2 separate regions of the Homo sapiens genome follow, and region 2 is linked to region 1. The links are chromatin loops, found by intact Hi-C in ENCODE. Cell type or tissue: PC-9. All regions are shown on one strand. Links, peaks and the distances in the headings refer to the core of each region. The heading gives the core; the rest is flanking DNA.

Region 1 (4,396 bases), core at 284-4,283:
CCATGATTACGCCACTGCTCTCCAGCCTGGGCAATAGAGTGAGACTCCATCTCAAAAAAAAAAAAAAAAAGAATTTGCTGCTATAAGAAAGTTTCTCTGGAGTATCCCTTCCTCAAGTGTTTTTTTCTGGAGACTGGAAATGTATTTCCAGTGTAGTTAAGGTGCCTCTTTCCATATTATTGGAGAACAACATCTACAAATGGAGACCAAAAAAGGTAATATAATAATAAAGACAAATTAATAGCTGTGGAGACTAAAAGGGTTGAGAAGAAATCATTTGTAAAAGTGTCAATAGAACTTTCCATGAACAGGCAGTGTCCTGATTAGCAGACATTATTTATTTATGGTCTTTTTTGGCTGGTATTTTCCTATGGTTATCCCTTTTTGATGCAAAATGTCTGTGAAGACTTTCAGTTTCATCACACTCTCTTTGATCATAACCTATTACAACAACACATTGTTAGAATGAGTCAGAAGTAGGAAAAAGGTCCCATTCGTTCTAAAAAAAAAAAAAAAAAAAAAGGAAAAGAATTAAAATGTTACTCTCTTAGGCAACTGCCTATAAAACTATTCTTGGTATTTCCAAAGAGATAATATTCATTCACTTCCCAAATCATTTTACTCTGCTCAAAAACAAAATTAGGCAATCAACTTTACCATGAAGAGGAGAATCTAATTATATATTTGGGAAGATCAAATATAAGATCCACATATCACCTCAATATCTAAATACTTGAATATAATTGATACAGGATAATGTTATACCTAGACTTTATGGTTCACATAGTGTTTCAGGGATATTGAAAGAATAAATTGACACTGTAATTTCTAAATCACTTTATTTGAAGTGTTAGGAAAATATAAGAAAACTAAAAGCTAAAGAAGCAGAAGGGGAATATAGTATTTGTAGGAAATCACTGATACTAAAAATACATTGACCTGTCTTATTTTGACAAGAATCATACCTCATTTTTCTAGTTAAATCTCCAAGCCAATTATAGTGAGTCATTGATCACATCCTATTCTGAGCACCAAATTGGTCAAAGGGGGAACAATTATGTATCAAAAATGATGTCTCAAATGCTCCTTTGTCATTATTTTCCTTCTATACCCCTTAATTTTAACTAGATATAGATATAATTAAAGGGAAAATTTAGAATGAGGACTTTTCTGCTTTTAATTTGTTGAAATGGAAGTTCTAAAAAAATACTACCCTTACTCTGGGATCTGAAGTCAATTTCAGTTATCTCCTAGCCCTAAAATCAATTTTAAAATTACTTTCCTGACACCATTTTTTGGGATTCCCTAGGACAGTGCTACCTTGTAGACATACATGAGTGCTTTGGGTGATATTTTTGTAATTAAAGACCACTATTAAAGATACTTCTTCGTCCTAATAATACACTTCAATGGTATCAGCCTATTCGAAAGGACTGGATCTCCAAAAATAGCAGACTACAGTTGTCGGTTTATTCTTGTATGATCAGTTTCTGTGAAACTTTCTTGCAATTCAACTCTGATTTGTACTAAAAGCCTGTTTTATTCTCTTATACCTTGTCATCTCTGTATCTGACAAATAAGTTTATGCAGCATACCAAAATGTAAATCTGAAAACTGTTAGGTAAGCGTGGGATTAAAACAGTCTTTTGGATTTTCTTGAGGAATATTTTGTAAAGCTGTGGAAACTTTTTCAGCATACCTAAGAATTTTCTGCTTGAGGACAAATTTAAGTCACTGGGCAAAAGTGCATTCATTTTTCCCACCAAAAGATGGCATCAGCTCTCATAGGAAGTCATTTTATTCTAGAAAACACAAACATGATTAACCATATCATGTCAAATAAGTACAAAACAGAAGATAGTATTCAAAGTTTTAAGAAGGACAGTCACATAATTACAATAGAAATGTAAATCAACTTTAGAAAATTAAAAGTGAAGAGAATATAGTAAATGTTGTATTTGAGATGGGATCAGCTATTCTATAAGAGGAACAGTTCTGAAGGACAGAATAAATTGTGCAGCCAGAGGATTGTGCCCGTACAATCAACAGTTAATCCACAGGTGAGGAAAAGCAGCTGGCAAGTGGAAAATTTTTTTGGCATAGCTAATGATAAGCGTCTCTACCAGATGCCCTTTAGTTTCATGAAAACTCAAACATGAAAACTTAAAATGCTATAAAAGTCCCAAGTTTAGAAGAATAATATTCACTATTCCAGATGCCGTGTATGTTTTGTTCTCAAGAAGTTTACAATCTGGTAGGGAAGACAAAAATAAATGCAAAAACAAGAGTTTCCAATAGAGAAAGTGCTATGAAGAAATAAAATAGAAAGTGGAGGTGGGATGGGGAAAGACTTCTTCACTGAGCCCAGAGGGCCTTGTTGAACTGAGACCTGAATGACCTGAGGGGTAAACAGGAGTAAGACGTGAAGATCCGGGTGGTACCAGCATTCCAGGCAGACGGAACAAGTACGGAAGCTACATATTGCTGTGGTAAGCAACCATGGCATGTATGAGAAACAGAAACATGGCCATCCAACTGGAGAACAGTAGAAGAAGAGAGAGCAGGGCCAGGCAGCAGGTCACATAGGACCTCAGAGGCTCTGGTGTAGGCATCTGTGTTTGTTCTCTAAGTGAGTTTGAATTTTGAGAGAGATCTTTGCAAGTTCATGTCAACAAGTTAGCCTGATTTTCAAAACTAAGATAATACATGTTCATTATAGAATGTTTGGAAAGTATAGAAAAATATGAAGAAAATGACAGTGACACTTAAAAACTCAGAATCAACTGGGCATGGTGGCTCATGCCTGTAATACCAGCACTTGGAGAGGCTGAGGTGGGAGGATCCTTGAGCCCAGGAGTTCAAGACCAGTCTGGGCAACATAGAGAAACCCTGTACACACACAAAAAAATAATAATTAGCCCAGCTACTCAGCAGGTTGAGGTGGAAGGATTGCTTGAGCCTGGGAGGTGAGGCTGCAGTGAGCCGTGATCACATCACTACACTCCAGCCAGGCAATGGTGAGATCCTGTCTCTAAAAAAAAGTAAACACTCAGAATATATCCTATAAATTATAGATCCTGAACAAAGATGCCGTTTTTTGTGTTTTATAAGAGAAAAAAAATTATCACAAAGTAACATCATACAAGAAAATTTGTTTTAAAAAAACACTGAAAACTGTCTTTTAAAAGAATATATGGAAAATTCCTCAAGTAGTTGTTAGTGAAAGTGTGTCATTTGCTTAAATAGTATTTTTAAATCCCACTAGAATTAATAGAGCATTTTTGTTTTTAGGTTTGCAGATTTTATCAGGGGTATGCTGAAACTAATTCTTCTCCTCCTGTTTTCGGGAGCTACACTGTCATCCACGTGGTTCACCCTGACCTGTTTGAACAGCATCACACACCTACCTTTAACCACAGGTGAGCATAGGCTATTTTTGAACTTTTAATAAATATTTTCATTCACAGAAGTGTACATAACTCTGACAGTAGGACTTCTTCTTGCTTTCTGTAAGTAATTGTTAAATATACAAAAAAGTTTCTCTTGTCCAGTCATCAAACCATCATCTTATCTAAAGAGTCCAAAAAATAACTAAAAATATTTTAATTGGTATTTTTCACATGGAAAAGAAGTATAATCTTTAGCCTTAACACATAGAGCATGGAAATGCTTATATTTGTTTAAAATTTCTATCAGAGCATAATACAAAGATTTTTATCTTGGTTATAGTCATTATATCACTGTTAAATAATAATAATAATTAACAAGGCAAAAAACTATGGTATACTTCAGTAAAGTTATTTGAACCAGCCCCTATAGGTTTATTTTACATTTAGTGTTATTCCATCATTAATACAAAGCAAAACTTACTGGAAATACCTGTTGAAAGTATATTACAGCCAGCTTACTTAGCTTATCTAATGGACCTGAAACATTTTTAGTTGCTGTTGTTTTTCTTGTCATTATTAATATCATCAATTCAGAGTCTATTTTCTATTGCTGCTGTAAAAGTTATGCAAATTTAGCAACTTAAAACAACAGAAATTTATTATCTTACATTTCTGTAGAGTAGAAGTTCAATACAGGTCTCACTGGGCTAAAATCAAAATGTGAACAGACTCTAGGGAAGAATCTTTTTCCTTGCCTTTTCCAACTTCTAGAGGTCACCCACATTCCTTGTTTATGGCTCTGTCCTCTGCCTTCAGAGCCAGCAACCTTGGGTCAAGTCCTTTTCACGTTGCATTATCTGTGCCTTTCTTCCATCGTTACATCTGCTTCTGAACCCTTCCCTTCTGCCTTCTTCTTTCTTCCTCTTCCACTTTTAAGGATGCTTATGATTACATTGGACCCACCAAGATAATTTGGAAAAGTCTGTCAATTTTAAGGCCAGCTGATT
Region 2 (4,396 bases), core at 93-4,092, 84 kb after region 1:
GAGGGTTATAAATGAATAAAAAATTTCCCTAGCCTGAATTCCAGAGATCCAGGGGTCAAGAAGAAGGGAAGACAATGTCAGGCAGAAGAAAAGGAGGAAGGAAAATGAGCTGGAGACAGGAAAAGAAAGTGGCCAAAGACCCACTACATTGGCTCTAAGAAGCCTAAGGGACCAGGTCTAGAATTGAGTTTCCCTGTCCATCTGAGGGCATAGCCAGGCTCAAGGATGCAGGAAAAAGTGTCCCTCCATCTTTGTGTGGGAAGCCTCCAGACAGAAAACATAACCACCTTCTGGGGAAGCCGCAGAGCGGATGAGGAAGAACAGTGTGACCACAGTCACAGGGTAACATAACCTCTCTGAGCTTCAGTTTCCTGGTCCATAAAATGGGGGTACATAGAACCCACTTCCTGGGTTCACCCACTTGTGAAGATTCAATGATTTACTGCAGGCATGATTTACTACATGTATTAGATTAAATACATGTGTGATTTACTACCTTTACTACATGCAGTAACTGACTTACTACATATATGACATATAAAATAGTGCCTGGCACATGGCCGGTGCGGAATAAATGGCAGCTTTTGAAATGCTTTCACAAGGTTCAGAGTAGAGTCTTCGGATGCTACCATTTGGGTTTGTTGAAGTACACATGTAAAACTAGTGAAATCAGAATTAGGTTGAAGGATCACATCAAGGCCAGTTTCCTGATTTTAATGTTGTCCTACAGTTATGCAAGATGTTAGCCTTGGGGGAAACTGGGTGAAGGGTATATGGGATCTCTATTATTTCTTACAACTGTGTGTAAATCGACAGTCATCTCAAAATAGAGAGTAAAACAATTACTCTCTTTGCTGGGAAAATAAAGTCCATCCTCCTGTATAGTTGCATATGGACAGACTCCCTCTGGGGGCACAGTCAGGAACCTCACCACTAGGTGAACCTTCAGTCAGGGGTCCTGCTTGTTTGAGGGGGTGGCCCTGCTTTTCACCATATACTCCTTTGTACCTTTTGAATGTCCTACCATAAGACAAAATAGTTAATTTAAAAATTAAAAAATTAAAAGAAAAATGCTTTCAGGCCCAGCTTCACAGCAGCCCTGTGAGACTGGTGGCACAGAGACTGTAACCCAGACTTTACAGATGAGGAAACTGAGGCTCCAAGGTCAAGATCCCCCAGGACAGGAACCCAGCTCATCCACACCTAATCCAGAGCTGTGTTCTTGACTTGCCTCATTTTCATACAGCAAATGAAGGGGTGGAGACACTAAAGAAAGCTCCAGGGCAAGGATGGTCAGCTACAGCATGGCCCGGAAGTGCCCAACCCAGTGGCCATCCTCTCCCCAACCCCACACCCACTGAGTCAGAACCTCTGGGCTGCAGAGCTGAAAAGTAGTGCAGTCCCAGGCGATAACACAGACAGACCTGCAGAGAAACTCTAGGCCTGGGTTAAGGAGACCTGGCTGTAGTCCCCACACCCTGTTGTCATCATGCTATGTGATGCTGGGAAGGTCACCTTCCCCTCTCAGTGCCTCTGCTACCGCCTGTTTAAAATAAGGACGGTTGGATGACACCAGAGATTCTCAAACTTGAGTGTGGTCAGGCCACCTGGAAGGGTTGCTAAAACACAGGTTGCCTCTTCCCAGAGTTTCTGACTCAAGAGGTCTGAGAAGGACCCAAGAATCTGCATTTCCAACACATTCTCGGGTGCTGCTGGGCCAGAGACTGCACCATGAGAGCTACTGGGGTCGGCCCTCTCTAAGCCCCCTCCCTACCAGAGCCAATGTTCTGTGGTTTCATGAGGAATGAGCTCCTCCTAGTCCACCCAGAAAGTCTCCACAGGTTCCCCCAGAGAGTACTGTCTGTTGATATTGGATCTGAACAGTGGACTAAGAGGTCAGGCCAAAGGTAGGTGAGGTCCTTCGGGAAAGGTTCTACCCCTACCCAGCCGTCCCAGGTGCAGGCCGCCGGCTGGCCGGCAGGGGGCCCCTGGGCACCTTCTCTGCATGGAACTCCCGGGGAATTGGCCCAGAAAACCATTCTGACAGCCGGGCAGGGACCAGGCAGGGACCGGGCAGGAGGTGGCCAGCAGGCGTCCCTGCTCTCACTAACTGCCAACCACAGGGGCCTGCAGCTGGCTGAGATTGCGAGGTCAAGAGTCACCCCCACCCCCACCCAGCCGAAACACGCTTCCTCCTGTGGGGGGACAGACATCCACAAGGAGAGGGCCCAGCAGAGAGGATGGGGCCCAGCACGCGGGGCTGCCCAGGTGAGTTCATCCTGAATAATATTCCCTCTACCCAGCTCCAAGCCCCTGCACTTCCCACCCCGACCCTTCTGCCCCTTGTTACCTGGCTCCCACGATGAGCTGGTTCCCGGAGGGGTCCAAAGCCAGCTGGGAGAAATCCCGGGCTCCAGGGTAGGTGAAGTTAGAGACCCACGGCTGCAGGTCTGGTGGAGGGAGAGGCAACCCTGTGGTTACTGTTGGGCCAGAGGCTCCCAGCTGCATCGCAGCAGACCACAGAACAGAAGGGTGAAAGTCAGGGGGAAGTGGGGCGGTGGCACCCGGGAGACCTGGTGCCACCTGCCCACCTCTGTGTGCCCCTAGGGACTTGGGAGTGGGTGTTGTAGTCATTCTTCTGCCACACTCCTTAGCTCAGAGGAGGGCACTACCCTCCCCACAGAGGCATGAAGGGATACTTATACTCGCCCTTGACTTCCCCCAGACCTTCACTAGCCACATAAGTACACACTGGTAAATCCTGCCTGTTCTACCTCTACACTGCCTCTGAAATCCATCCACTTTTTTCCCACTGTATCCCACCTACATCCAAGCCACCACCAGCTCTTGTCTGGAGCAGTGCCAACAGCCTCCTAACCAGCCTGGCTTCCAGGCCTGCCCCTCGAGTCCTTTTCCCACAAAGCAACCTGAACGCTTGTTCTCAAATGCAAATGTGGTCATGTCACTCTCCAGCCCAGAACCCATCCATAGCTCCCAACTACCCCCAGGAAAAGTCCAACTCCTGCGAAGGCCCTTGGGTTCTGGTCCACTGTCCTCCCAAGTCCAGTGCCTGGCACAGTGATTATTTACTGATCCCCTGAAAGAATGATGCTTCACCTTTTACATTCCCTAAACTCTCCACCCCAGCCACACTAAAACACTTCACACTTCCCCAAATCCATCCCACAAGAGCCTGCAAACCTTTGTGCTTCTGTTCTCCCTTGATGGAACAATTCCTGTTCACCCCCATCCCTACCTCCTCCAAGAAGCCTTCTCTGACTGCTTCAAGCCAGGCTAAAGGGCTCCCATAGTCTTCTACTTTACTGCCACACTGTGTGTCTAGCCTGGTAGTTTGCCCTGGGGGCCAAGAAAGACTTTGCTTCCTAGATCTCCAGGCTCAGTCCAGCACCTAGCAGTGTTTGAACGAATATATGAATAATCCTCAATTCCTTCTTGTATGAGGGGAATTGGATTTTCAGACAAGATTCTGCAGAGGTGGGAGGTGCAGAGATTGGGCGGTCAGTGTCCACCCTGCCTCCAAGGAAGGTTGTTCCCAATCAAGGCCTTTCAAAGGGACTGGGTGGGCAGAGAGGAGACCTCACGGCCTCTGGGCGGATGGGGAGTGGTCTGGGAGGGCCTGCTTAGAAAGTGCCAGCTGACTCGCCCGGTTTCCCTCCTGCTGGAGACACACTTCTCCCTTCTTGATTCACAGCCTCCTGATAGCTCTCCCTCAGCCTATGCATGACCCATGGATGGGTGGGAATTGGCAGCAGTAAGGAGAGAGCCATGGAGCAGAGGAACTTTCATGCCGCTGTTGGTAAAGATTCAGGGTAATGGGAGGCACTGTGCTTTCTCCCCACAGTGCCTTAGCAACTGACTCACAGAAGGGCCAGGAGAGAGAGAGAGATAGAGAGAGAGGCAGAGAGAGAGAGAGAGTCTGTGTGTGTGTAATCCAAAGGAAATAAATCATTGCTCATTATCCCTCCACTACAGAGTAAAAGCAGCCCTTCATTTCTGCACGACAGGCAAACATTTAATCGCTCCCTGGAGAACTGGAGGTTTTGTGAGTTGGATGTTTTTCAGAAAACTGTGATAGGCATGATTAAAAAAAGAAGAAGAAAGAAATTCTGCAGCAAAATGAAGCAAACCCCTTGGGCCTGCCTTTGCCCCCAGCAGGTGATTATAGGTTGGTGACTATAGGTTGGCAAGAATTGTCATGTAGTCACGATGGCTTTTGGGCAATATAGGATAAGAAGTGGATCTGGAGTCTGGTGGGTTAGGTTTTTAGCTGACCTCTCAGAAATCCTGGATAAATATTACATTACCTTAGAAATGAAACCAAGGATCCTCCTCCTCCAGGAAGCGTTCCTGGATTACAACCTCTCCACCCTGATCT

Evidence for each region. A loop is a pair of places that touch in the nucleus more often than their neighbours do. Peaks named below come from ENCODE experiments on the same cell type or tissue, not always from the same donor. Only the 100,000 strongest peaks of a DNase experiment are listed, where the experiment ranks them.
Region 2: it touches region 1 in a loop (5-fold over the local background); 7 of 110 quality-filtered maps call a loop at or near these places.

The regions. Positions count from the first base shown.
Region 1 is chr3:122,856,784-122,861,179 of GRCh38, forward strand. It overlaps SLC49A4 (solute carrier family 49 member 4), which reads left to right. Exons shown (of 9, transcript NM_032839.3): 7 at 3,292-3,419. Among named protein-coding and RNA genes, the nearest start is that of LINC02035, 28 kb to the right of the region's middle. In PC-9, for the core only: CTCF peaks have their summits at 1,811 (motif pointing right) and 2,011; a DNase peak (open chromatin) is centred at 478; H3K27ac peaks cover 1,309 bases.
Region 2 is chr3:122,941,086-122,945,481 of GRCh38, forward strand. SEMA5B (semaphorin 5B) reads right to left here. Exons shown (of 23, transcript NM_001031702.4): 4 at 2,351-2,450. Among named protein-coding and RNA genes, the nearest start is that of LINC02035, 57 kb to the left of the region's middle. In PC-9, for the core only: CTCF peaks have their summits at 957, 1,934 (motif pointing right) and 2,136; a DNase peak (open chromatin) is centred at 1,986.